Linked DNA regions of Homo sapiens: region 1 is linked to region 2. The links are chromatin loops, found by intact Hi-C in ENCODE. Cell type or tissue: K562. All regions are shown on one strand. Each heading gives the region's core, and the rest is flanking DNA. Links, peaks and the distances in the headings are about the cores only.

What was found. Peaks named below come from ENCODE experiments on the same cell type or tissue, not always from the same donor. Only the 100,000 strongest peaks of a DNase experiment are listed, where the experiment ranks them.
Region 1: a loop joins it to region 2, with 7 times the contacts of the local background. A loop is called at or near these places in 3 of 110 quality-filtered maps.

Annotation. Positions count from the first base shown.
Region 1 is chr3:129,924,777-129,930,159 of GRCh38, forward strand. No RefSeq gene overlaps it. Among named protein-coding and RNA genes, the nearest start is that of TMCC1-DT, 34 kb to the left of the region's middle. In K562, for the core only: no CTCF peak of the experiment used is centred there; a DNase peak (open chromatin) is centred at 2,465.
Region 2 is chr3:129,854,651-129,860,033 of GRCh38, forward strand. The region is part of intron 2 of TMCC1 (transmembrane and coiled-coil domain family 1); the gene reads right to left. Among named protein-coding and RNA genes, the nearest start is that of TMCC1, 36 kb to the right of the region's middle. In K562, for the core only: no CTCF peak of the experiment used is centred there; no DNase peak of the experiment used is centred there.

The sequences.
Region 1 (5,383 bases), core at 325-5,324, 70 kb after region 2:
TGGGCTGATTCCTCAGGCCCTCCAAGAGCTTGGCCCCACATCCCTTCCGAGGGTCCCACAGCCCAGGTCTACATGTTTGCTTGCCACACCTGACTTCCATGTCTATCTCCTTTTTTATTATTATTATTTTTTGAGACAGAGTCTCACTCTGTCGCCCACACTGGAGCACAGTGGCACGATCTTGGCTCACTGCAACCTCCACTTCTTGGGTTCAAGTGATTCTCCTGCCTCAGCTTCCCAAGTAGCTGGGACTACAGGCGTCCACCACCACGCCCAGATAATTTTTGTATCTTTAGTAGAGATGGGGTTTCACCATGTTGGCCAGGCTGGTCTCAAACCTCTGACCTCAAATGATCTGCCGGCCTTGGCCTCCCAAAGTGCTGCGATTACAGGCATGAGCCACCACGCCTGGACAGTGTGGGTGTTTTTTGAATGGGATTAACATTTAAATCAGCAGACTTTGAGTGAAGCACATTGCCCACCACGATGTGAGTGAGCCTCACCAAATCAGTTGAAGGCTTGAGTGGCCTTAAAAGACCAGCCTATGCAACCCCTTCTCTAACAAGAGAGAATTCTCCAGCAGGTGGCCTTCAGACTTCACCTGCAACATTGGCTCCTTCTGGTTCTACAGAAGATGGCCTTTGGACTGGAAGGACACCATCAGCTCTCCTAGGTCTCCAGCCACCATAATTGCATGAACAAGTTTCTCACAATAAACCTCTTCCTCTAAATATTCATATCCTATTGATTCTGCTTCTCTAGAGAACCCTAATTCACTAGGTTTTTTTTTTAAGTTTTATATTCATTTTAGGTTTTTAAATATAGTCTTAGAATGTCCAGTCTGGGAACAGCCAAATTTCCAACTTAAAGTTTACTAGAGTACGGGTGGATCTCTTTTTCTCTGTCTCCATCATAAAGTCTCCCCTGCCCTCAATCTTTCTAAGGTAGTTTCTAACCCCTGGCATGGGGCGGGGAGGGGGCAAGGGAGGGAGGAGCTCTCAGCGAGCTGGAGATTTTTTACTTGAGTGATATGGGTCCAGGGTGGTTTTGTGCTGACCTATGTGTCAAGGTGATCCATCTTATAATCTCCCCGGCTGCTTTCATGGATTCTGGAGACATCCCCACTCCCAGCTGAGAGCCTCTCATCCTGCCTTTTGCTGTGGGGGACACACTCACCTCCCGCTGGTGGCTCTCTTCTCGGCTCCTATTTTTTCCCTTCCCACCGAGTTGGCATGAACATTGCTCCAGATCGTCCCCTGGGGCATGATCAGGCCAGCTCCTGCAGGGGCCCACATCTGATCTACAGAAAATCTTCACATGTTCTAGCTCTGATCACCTTGGAGATCATTAGGGGACTGAAGCTGCCTGCTCAACCGCCTCTCCGAGGCTCCTTTTTCTCCTGTCTTTCAGTTTGCTGAGGTGGGAGTCAGAGACAGGCCCAGCTCCTCCATCCTGCAAGGAGCCCAGATGCAGCTTTCCAATGGTCCTGCTTCAGTGCCCTCAACTGGCTCAGGTAGAGGCATCCTCAGCTCTGCCCCTCGGTGGGGTAGGGCTGGGGTGGGGAGATTGAAAGACCCGCTCTCCAAAGTCCTCCTCACTAATTCCTCTGATCTCCAACAACTAGATCATTATATAACCTCAATGCAGGTGAGATGTTTTAGGGTCTTACAAATGGCTTTTGTTGGCCAGGTGCGGTGGCTCACACCTGTAATCCCAGCACTTTGGGAAGCCAAGGCGGGCGGATCACGAGGTCAGGAGTTTAAGACCAACATGGTGAATCCCCATCTCTATTAAAAATACAAAAAAAAGAAAAAAAATTAGCCAGACGTGGTGGCACGCGCCTGTAATCTCAGCTACTTAGGAGGCTGAGGCAGGAGAATCACTTGAACCTGGAAGGCAGAGGTTGCAGTAAGCCGAGATCGCGCCATTGCACCCCAGCCTGGGTGACAGGGCGAGAGTCCGTCTAAAAATAAAACGACTGTTGTTTATTTCCTTTGAACATTTGCATCTTGGTCTGGGTGTCTTATCTATTTCACCTTGGTGACTTAGTAGTTCCAGTGTAACACCCTGTTATAAACACCAGCACATACACACACACATTTACGTGTGCAAAAAAATGGGGAACAGTTTGTGCCACTGAATTTGGCGGGGGGCTCTGTGTGTGTCTGGACAGGGAGCAGACTGGAGAGGTGGCTTGCGGGTAGAAGCTGCGGGCTCTGGACTCTCTTCTTTTGGTGCCCTCCTTTTCCCCACTCCCCCGAGCTCCCAGGCTGCTTTGCATAATGAAGAAAGAATTGGGAGGGCAATGGTAGGGGAGGGAGAACAGAAGTAAGGAGGGGAGTGCAGCATAGAAGATGGTGAAAGATGGCCTGACACTTTCAAACTATTTCCCTACCCTCGAATCCTGTTAAAATTCAACCAGGGGCCAGCTCCTCCCCTGCAGCAGATGCTGAGTCACACTATCTCATCCCTTCTGTGGGATGGGGGTTCTGCAAAGGGAGCGGACAGCTGGGTTTGTCTTGGCCACCACCGGACTCCTTCGGAGTGGGTGACTGATAGAGCTCAGATGACTGACCAGGGAGCCAGGGCTGTGATCAGGCTCTTGGGTTGGCTGGAATGACCAACCTAAATAGCCAGCACACCCCGAAGATGTCCTCCTGCCACCCACAGGGCCAATGTCCTTGCTTGCTCATTTAATGAGGGACCTGTCCTCCTTGTTTGTCTCTCTCCCCCAGCTCAAGAGTGAGACACCTGGACAGCTTGCCCTGAGGAAAACTTCAGAAAGAACTGAAGGGACACTGGTGTCTGGTATGGAAAAAGGATACCTCTGGGTAAAAGGAAGACTCTGGGTAGCTCTGGTGACCCAGCCTTGGATTCCAGCTCCCGTGGGGGAACACTTTCTCATGGTTAGGTCCCTCGAGGGAGAGATGGCCCTGGAGATGTGCGAGCAGGAGCTAGGAGATGGCCCGCCAGGACACGACAGAGGAGACTCGCAGGATGGGTGGGAAGCTCACCTAGATTAGAGTCTTCTGATGCACCTCCAGAGCCTGGTGGACTATACAGATCTGATTTGGCATTTGTGGAAAATTCAGATTCCTAGGCCAAACCTCTAGTCTTCTATTTGCTATGAGGTTAAGGTGAGACTGGGATCTGTAGTTGTAACAAGCTTCCGGGTGATGCTGGTGCAGAGTTCTAGATTGATGTCTCTGGGGGTGCAGGTTTGAGTGCCAGAGAGAAAAGAAATGTGCTTTATGCCTCATTGTGCCACTCTGGTAACTACGGCAGGACTCCACACATAGTAGGTATTCAAAGAATGCTTGTGGAAGGAAGGAAGGGAGAGAAGGAAGAATGGAGGAAGAAGAAGAAAAAAAAAGAGAGAAGAAAGGAAAAGAGGGAGGAAGGGAAGGAAGAAGTCAGGAGGGAGGAAGGGAGACCTTTGTCATTAAAACAAGAATCAGTACATTTAAGAACCGCTTCCCCTGGTGACCAAGAGTCCAAATTCTCATTTGACCAGCTTTGAATTACATAAGGAAGGAAGACCTAGTCCTTTGCTTAAAAATGTGCCCTCAGTGGTGGTTGCAAACTCAAATGTCTTCAGGGGATGGCAAATAATAGAAATGTGATAGGTATAGCGTTGCCAGGTATTGCAAATTAAAACACAGGATGCTCTTTTAAATTCAAATTTCAGATAAACAACGAATAAATTTCTAGTATAATTAGGTTACAAATACTATGTGAGACATACTTACACTGAAAATATTATTTGTTGTTTATTAAAAATTTAAATGTAATTGGGTGTCTTGTATTTATCTGACAATCCTAGCTAGGGGGTTGAGTAAAAATAAAGAAACTTGTGCCCATCCGCCACCCCCACCAAGACTTTGCTTCATGCATTTTGAGTTCTGTTGTTAGGTGCATAATATGTTAATAATTATTGTGTCTTCTTGCTGGACTGAAACTTTAATCATCATAAAATGTCCTTGTCTGTAGCAACAATTTTTGTCTTAGCCTATTTTGTCTGATATCGTATATAGCCACTCTAGCTGTATTTTAATTACTGTTTGCATAGTATATTTTTTTCATTCTTTTACTTTCAATCTATTTGAATATTTGAATCTGAAGTGTATCTCTTGTAAACAGTATATAACTGGATTAAAATCCATCTGCCTGCCGGGTGTGGTGGCTCATGCCTGTAATCCCAGCACTTTGGGAGGCTGAGGTGGGCAGATCGCTTGAGCCCAGGAGTTAGAGACCAGCCTGGGCAACATGGTGAAACCCTCATCTCTAAAAAAAAAATTATATATGAAAATTAGTGAGGCATGGTGGCACATGCCTGTAGTCCCAGCTACCTAGGAGGCTGAGGTGGGAGGATCATCTGAGCTCAGAAGTTTGAGGTTGCAGTGAGCTGTGATCACACCACTGCACTCCAGCCTGGGCAACAGAGTGAAATCCTGTCACAAAAAGAAAGAAAGAAAAAGAGAGAGATAGTTTTCCTAGAGACAGAATTTTTGATTGAGTCTTTCTTTCAGTTTCAAGTGATCCTCCTGCCTCAGCCTCCTAAACAGCTAAGACTACAGGTGTGTGCCACCATGCCTGGCTAATATTTCACTTTTTTTGTAGAGACATCATCTTGCTTTGTTGCCCAGGCTTGTCTTGAATCCCTGGCTTCAGGTGATCCTCTTGTCTCAGCCTCCTAAGGTGCTGGGATTATAGGTGTGAGGCACTGCACCAAGCCTTGGTGAGTCTTTCAGCACCTTGAACATGCCATCCCTTTGCCTTCTTGTCTCCACGGTTTCTGATGAGAAATCAGCTGTTAAGCTTATTGAGGATCCCTTGTATATGATGAGTCTTTTTCTGTCTTGCTACTTCCTACATTCATTGCCTTTGGCTTTCAATAGTTTCATTATGATGTGTCTAGGAGTGGATCTTTTGAATGTATCCTACTTGAGGACCTGTTGAGCTTCTTGATTTTGTAGATTACTGTTTTGAAAAGAAATCAAATTTAGGAAGTCTTTGGCCATCATGTCTCAAATATTCCTTCTGCCTTTTTCTCACTATCCTCTCATTTCCTCCTGAGGCCTCTATTATATGTATTTTAGTGTACTTTACGGTATCCCACAGTTATCTGAGGCTCTGTTCATTTTTTTTTCTTTCTGTTGCTCAGGCTAGATCACTGCAAATGACCAGTCTTCACATTAGCTGATTCTTTCTTCTGCCAGCTTAAATCTGCTGCTGAACCCTCCAGTGAATTGTTAACTTGTTATATATTTTTCAATTTTAAAGTTTCTATTTGTTTTTTTTCGTTTTGTTTTGTTTTGTTTTGTTTGACAGTCTTGCTCTTGTTGCCCAGGCTGGAGTGCAGTGGCATGATCTCGGGTCACTG
Region 2 (5,383 bases), core at 188-5,187:
TTGCTATTTCTTCTGTCTGGACAACCATCTCCCATCTATCCTTTCTTTGCCAAGTTAACATCTACTCCTCCTTCAGATCATAGCACAAGTATCATTTCTTGAGGATGCCTTCTCTAATCTGGTCAAATCTCACTAATGTAAGTGTTACCCAATACCTACTCTTATGCCACTGTCACAGGTGCAATTTAAACACTTAATTTGACATTTCTGTCTTCTCCACCAGACCCTAAGTTCCATGGGGGAAGGGTATCACATCAGTTTTTGCCCCACATAATATCCTGTTGCCTAGGTGGCCCAATAAAAATGTGTTGCATGAATGAACAAATGCATGAACCATGCTCAAAAATCATGAGATATGGTCCAGACTGCCTAAGTCAAAGTTCAGTTGCCAGCAATCACAAAACATTCACCACTAGGTCAAACTCCTATCACCATGATCTTCACTATACTAAATTTTCTTTGGCAAGGTCCTTTTAGCTAAGATAATGAAGTTTACTTATGACAGGCCTTCTTCTGGTGGCTTCCTATTTACATGAAGAAACCATCAAAAACTCAAACTCCATTGAATAAAATAAAGCAATCTAAGAATGTCTGATTGTAGCTTTCATAACAAAACTATAAATTAGTTTTTTGAGTTTTTCTTAACACCTCATTGAGTTTTTCTTAATACCTCGTTTTCTTAATACTTCATGTCAAGTCCCAAAGCAAAGACAAATCATTCCTTGTTTGTCTTGAAATCTGAACCTCTTACTCAACTTATCCCAAGATAAACCACTGAAAATAAAACTCTACCAAAAAATAACATTTAAAGAAGTTAAAGTCTCTAGACACTTAAAAAATCAAAAGAAAAAAAAAACTCAGCAGAAAAAGGAGAAGAAATGAGGGCAATGTTTGGATGAAAAACTCTCTTTGACCACACAAAACAAGAAACACATCTTCCCCATGAATTCTGGCAAGGTCAACTCTCAGCCTCATTCACAAAATTCTTGGATAGCTTCCTTGGCCTAAAAACAACAACAACAACAAAAACCCCACATGACTTCACAGTGACTATTCTAAAGCCTGAGTATGGATATGGTTGCCTAGGAATATTGCCCATTTCGATGGTAAGCAAACAGTTCTCAGTGATGTTTCAAAAATTTTTCTTAAGTCATAAAAATAGTAGATATTATAATTCATTTTTAAAAAGGTAAATGAATGGAAAATGTAAGATCCTGTTTTAAACAGAAGCTGCAGTATCAGAAATTAGAGATTTAGGAAAAGACAAACATTTCTAGAGAAGTAATGAGAGTTAAAGAAAACACTGGTCCTTCAGATTCCAAAATGGCCAAATGACTCAGCAAGAAAGTTTAGTAATACTATACCAATGTCAATTTCCTGGTTTCGATATTATACTACAGTTACATAAGATGCCACCACTGGGGGAAGCTAGGGGAAGGATTCAAGGGACTCTATGCTATTTTTGCAACTTTCCGTGAATCTACAATCATTTCAAAATAAAGTTTTAAAAAAATATTAGTGGGGAATATTCAGGATAATACAACTGTAATTTTAAGTAGCGTGTGGCACTTTCCCAAGCACTGAGTCATTCTAGTGAATTTCTGAACCTGAATGGATCGTGAGAACTCCTGGATAGGTAGCCAGTGGTCAGGAGCACAGGTAGCGAAGGGACCTCCAAATTTGTGGCTGGTGTCTTAAGTGAGGATAGTCTTCTGGGGACTGTGACCTTAACCTATGAAGTCTATGTTAACTCCCAGTAGTGTCAGAATTCCATTGCAACAACTTCTAGGTAATCTACTATCAGTATTTCTTTTTTCAAAAACACTGCTCTAGGATCTACAATTCAGGTTTTCTAAGTCCCAAATTCAAAACTATGAATCAACGAATAATGCATTAAATGTCAAACAGTATTTCAAACATGTATGAGCAACGAAAAACAACAGCTAAGAAAGTTAAGAATTGGTTCTCAAAATAAAACAATGTTATACAACGTCATGAATTTCTCCAATAAAGATTAAGTGGCCTTGGGCTTTCAAGTTTTAACTCTGGTCCAATCTCCAGTGAAATTATCTAACTTTCCTCCTCAACTAGCTGATTCACTAAATTAGCAAAACATGTAGATGAGGTACTTCTGTCTCTAAGTCAAGAAATTCTTTTAGGGAGTCTAAAAAGAAGAGTAAATATGTTGTGCCTAACCCCTATTAACCTCAATAGGGATGGCACCAGGTTCAAGAGGCCAAAGAAGAGACCCAGAACCAGCAAACGAGACATGGGATTTTTTTTTTTGAGACGTAATCTTGCTCCCTCACCCACACTGGGGTGTAATGGCATGATCTCAGCTCACTGCAACCTCTGCCTCCCAGGTTCAGGCAATCCCCCTGCCTCACCCTCCCAAGTAGCTGGGACTACAGGCATACACCACCAAACCCGGTTAATTTTTTTTGTATTTTTAGTAGAGGGGGGATTTCACTATGTTGGTCGGGCTGGTCTCGAACTCCTGACCTCAAGTGATCCACCCACCTCAGCCTCCCAAAATGCTGGGATTACAGGCATGAGCCACCACGCCCAGACAAAACATGGGATTTTATTAGGGGCTTACCTACAGGGAAGAGAGTCCAGTAGCGGTGGGGTGGACAGAAGAACCTCCTTACATACAGCCCAGTGGCAGCAGACTGGACAAGACATCCACCTTAACTACAGTCCAGTGATGGCAGGCTGGACAACATATCTATACTGCCCAGTGGCAACGGACTGCCTAATTGTGAACAAAACATACAGGAAGCAGAAAGAATCAATAATTAAAGAGAAAAGCTACTATGAAACTACTGTTCTTCATAGATTTAGATACCTCTTTTTATATACCACCTTGTATTTGTATAGTACTTTGTAATGTCCAAGTACTTTTTTTTTAATATTTTTTTTTCTTTTTGAGACGGAGTCTCGCTCTGTCACACAGGCTGGAGTGCAGTGGTGCGATCTCAGCTCACTGCAAGCTCCGCCTCCCGGGTTCACACCATTCTCCTGCCTCAGCCTCCTGAGTAGCTGGGACTACAGGCACCCGCCACTAAGCCTGGCTAATTTTTTGTATTTTTTTAGTAGAGACAGGGTTTCACCTTGTTAGCCAGGATGGTCTCGATCTCCTGATGTCATGAGCCGCCCGCCTCAGCCTCCCAAAGTGCTGGGATTACAGGCGTGAGCCACTGCGCCCAGCCATGTCCAAGTAACTGTTAACACATTATCTCAATTGATCCTCACAATAATCCTGTGAGGTACTTGATGTTATTTCACATTTTACAGATGAGAAAAATGACCCTAAATGGCATGCTGAAGGTCACACAGCCAGCAGGCAGAAAAGCTGGAACTTACACTCTTGACTACTCTACCACAGGTGTCCCTCTAAACAAAGGGAAGTTTTACAATGCTAACACAACTTTCTGAACACCATCCTTTTCACATTTTACAGATAAGAAAAATGAGCCTAAATGGCATGCTCAAGGTCACACAGCCAGCAGGCAGAAAAACTGGAACTTACACTCTTGACTATTCTACCACATGTGTCCCTCTAAATGAAGGGAAGTTTTACAATGCTAACACAACTTTCTGAACACCATCCTCCATATCGCAGCACACTACTAAACAGCTTCAAGACACACGAAAAAATTAGAATCAGTCACAGAATTACAGGAACCTTAAGGATCATTTCTACTATAATTTCCCATTTTACATTTTTGGTTTTTTTTGAGACAGTGTCACTCTGTCACTCAGGCTGGAGTGCACTGGCACAATCTCAGCTCACTGCAACCTCTGCCTCCTGGACTCTAGTCATCCTCCCACCTCAGCCTCCTGAGTAGCTAGAACCACAGGTGCATGCCACCACGTCCAGCTAATTTTTTGTATTTTTGGTAGAGACAGGGTTTTGTCAGGTTGCCCAGGCTGGTCTCAAGCTCGTGAGCTCAAGCAATCCACCCACCTCAGCCTCCCAAAGTGCTGGAATTACAGGCATGAGCCACCACACATGGCCATTATTTTTTCTTATAAAATGTTTTCTATACTCAGGATCAAAAAAAATTTTTTTCAGGGTCCTCACATTTAACATCTGCAAGCATGTAGGAAGATCAAGAAGCTGAGAAAATAAAAGGATTAAAACATACAAAACCTGAATATGTTTTGCCTGACTTCCCCTTGGTCCCCAACATATTTGTTGGAAAAAACACTTTCTTATTCATAGGCATAGGTCAAATTTAAGATTTCTTCTGATAGCTTTAATAACTTTTCATTTTAAATAAGTGATTACCTTAGATTATCTACAAAACGTGTTTTCTGTTATTGCTTCTCAAACTGTTGAAGCAATTAATATAAACATAGTATATGGTAAACTAATAGAAAAATAACATGAAGGAACAAAAAGAATCTTGTAGGCCATAGCTAAAAATTTTCAAGATTTTGACTGCTCATAGTATAATTTCCTTCATTTTGACATAAACATTGCAAAATTCTCAATCTAGTCCAATAACCACATGTAAATCTTACTCAAGGAGAAAAAGGTGGTATCTCAAAGTCACATTCCTTTTCACTATAGAAACATTTTTTAAATATGTACAGGTTTTTATTGCTTAAACTTATTTAAGCACGTAAGTCACTATGAAGCAAATATAGAAACAAATGATTTAAGTATGAGATAAACCATAAAAAATGAATTCAGGCTGGGTGTGATAGCTCACGCGTTATCCCAGCACTTTGTTTTGGGAGGCTGAGGCAGGAGGATCACTTGAGGCCAGGAGTTTGAGAACAGCCTGGGCAACATAGCAAGACCCCATCTCTATGAAGAATACAACAATTAGGTGGGCATGGTGGCATGACCCTATAGTCCCAGGTACTTGGGAGGCTGAGGTGGGAGGATTGCTTGAGCCTGGCAAGCCGAGGCTGCAGTGAGCCATGATCTCACCACTGCACTCCAGCCTCAGCAACAGAGAGAAACCCTGTCTCAAAACACACACACATACACACACACACACACACACACACACACACACACATACACACGTATATACATGAATTCATGGTCTAGGAAATTTACCTTTTGACTTTTTTGTTCTAATTTGATACTGCTTCCCTTCTGTTCTCTGCCTAAAAAATAAACATATCTAGGACTCTGCTCAATTTAATTTTTCCCTCTTCATAGTGCCTGACATGGTGCTCAATAAATATATGTTTAAACTTAAAAATTTCCCACTAATCACTAGCATACCATAATCCAGCCTCCATGACTAGGAAGCTACATGGCAACTTATCTCACTACATCAGATAATTTTTGATCTATCAATCGCCAATGATAACTGAAAAAACCTGTTTTGGGCACCAAAGCAAGGGTTTCAGGACATAA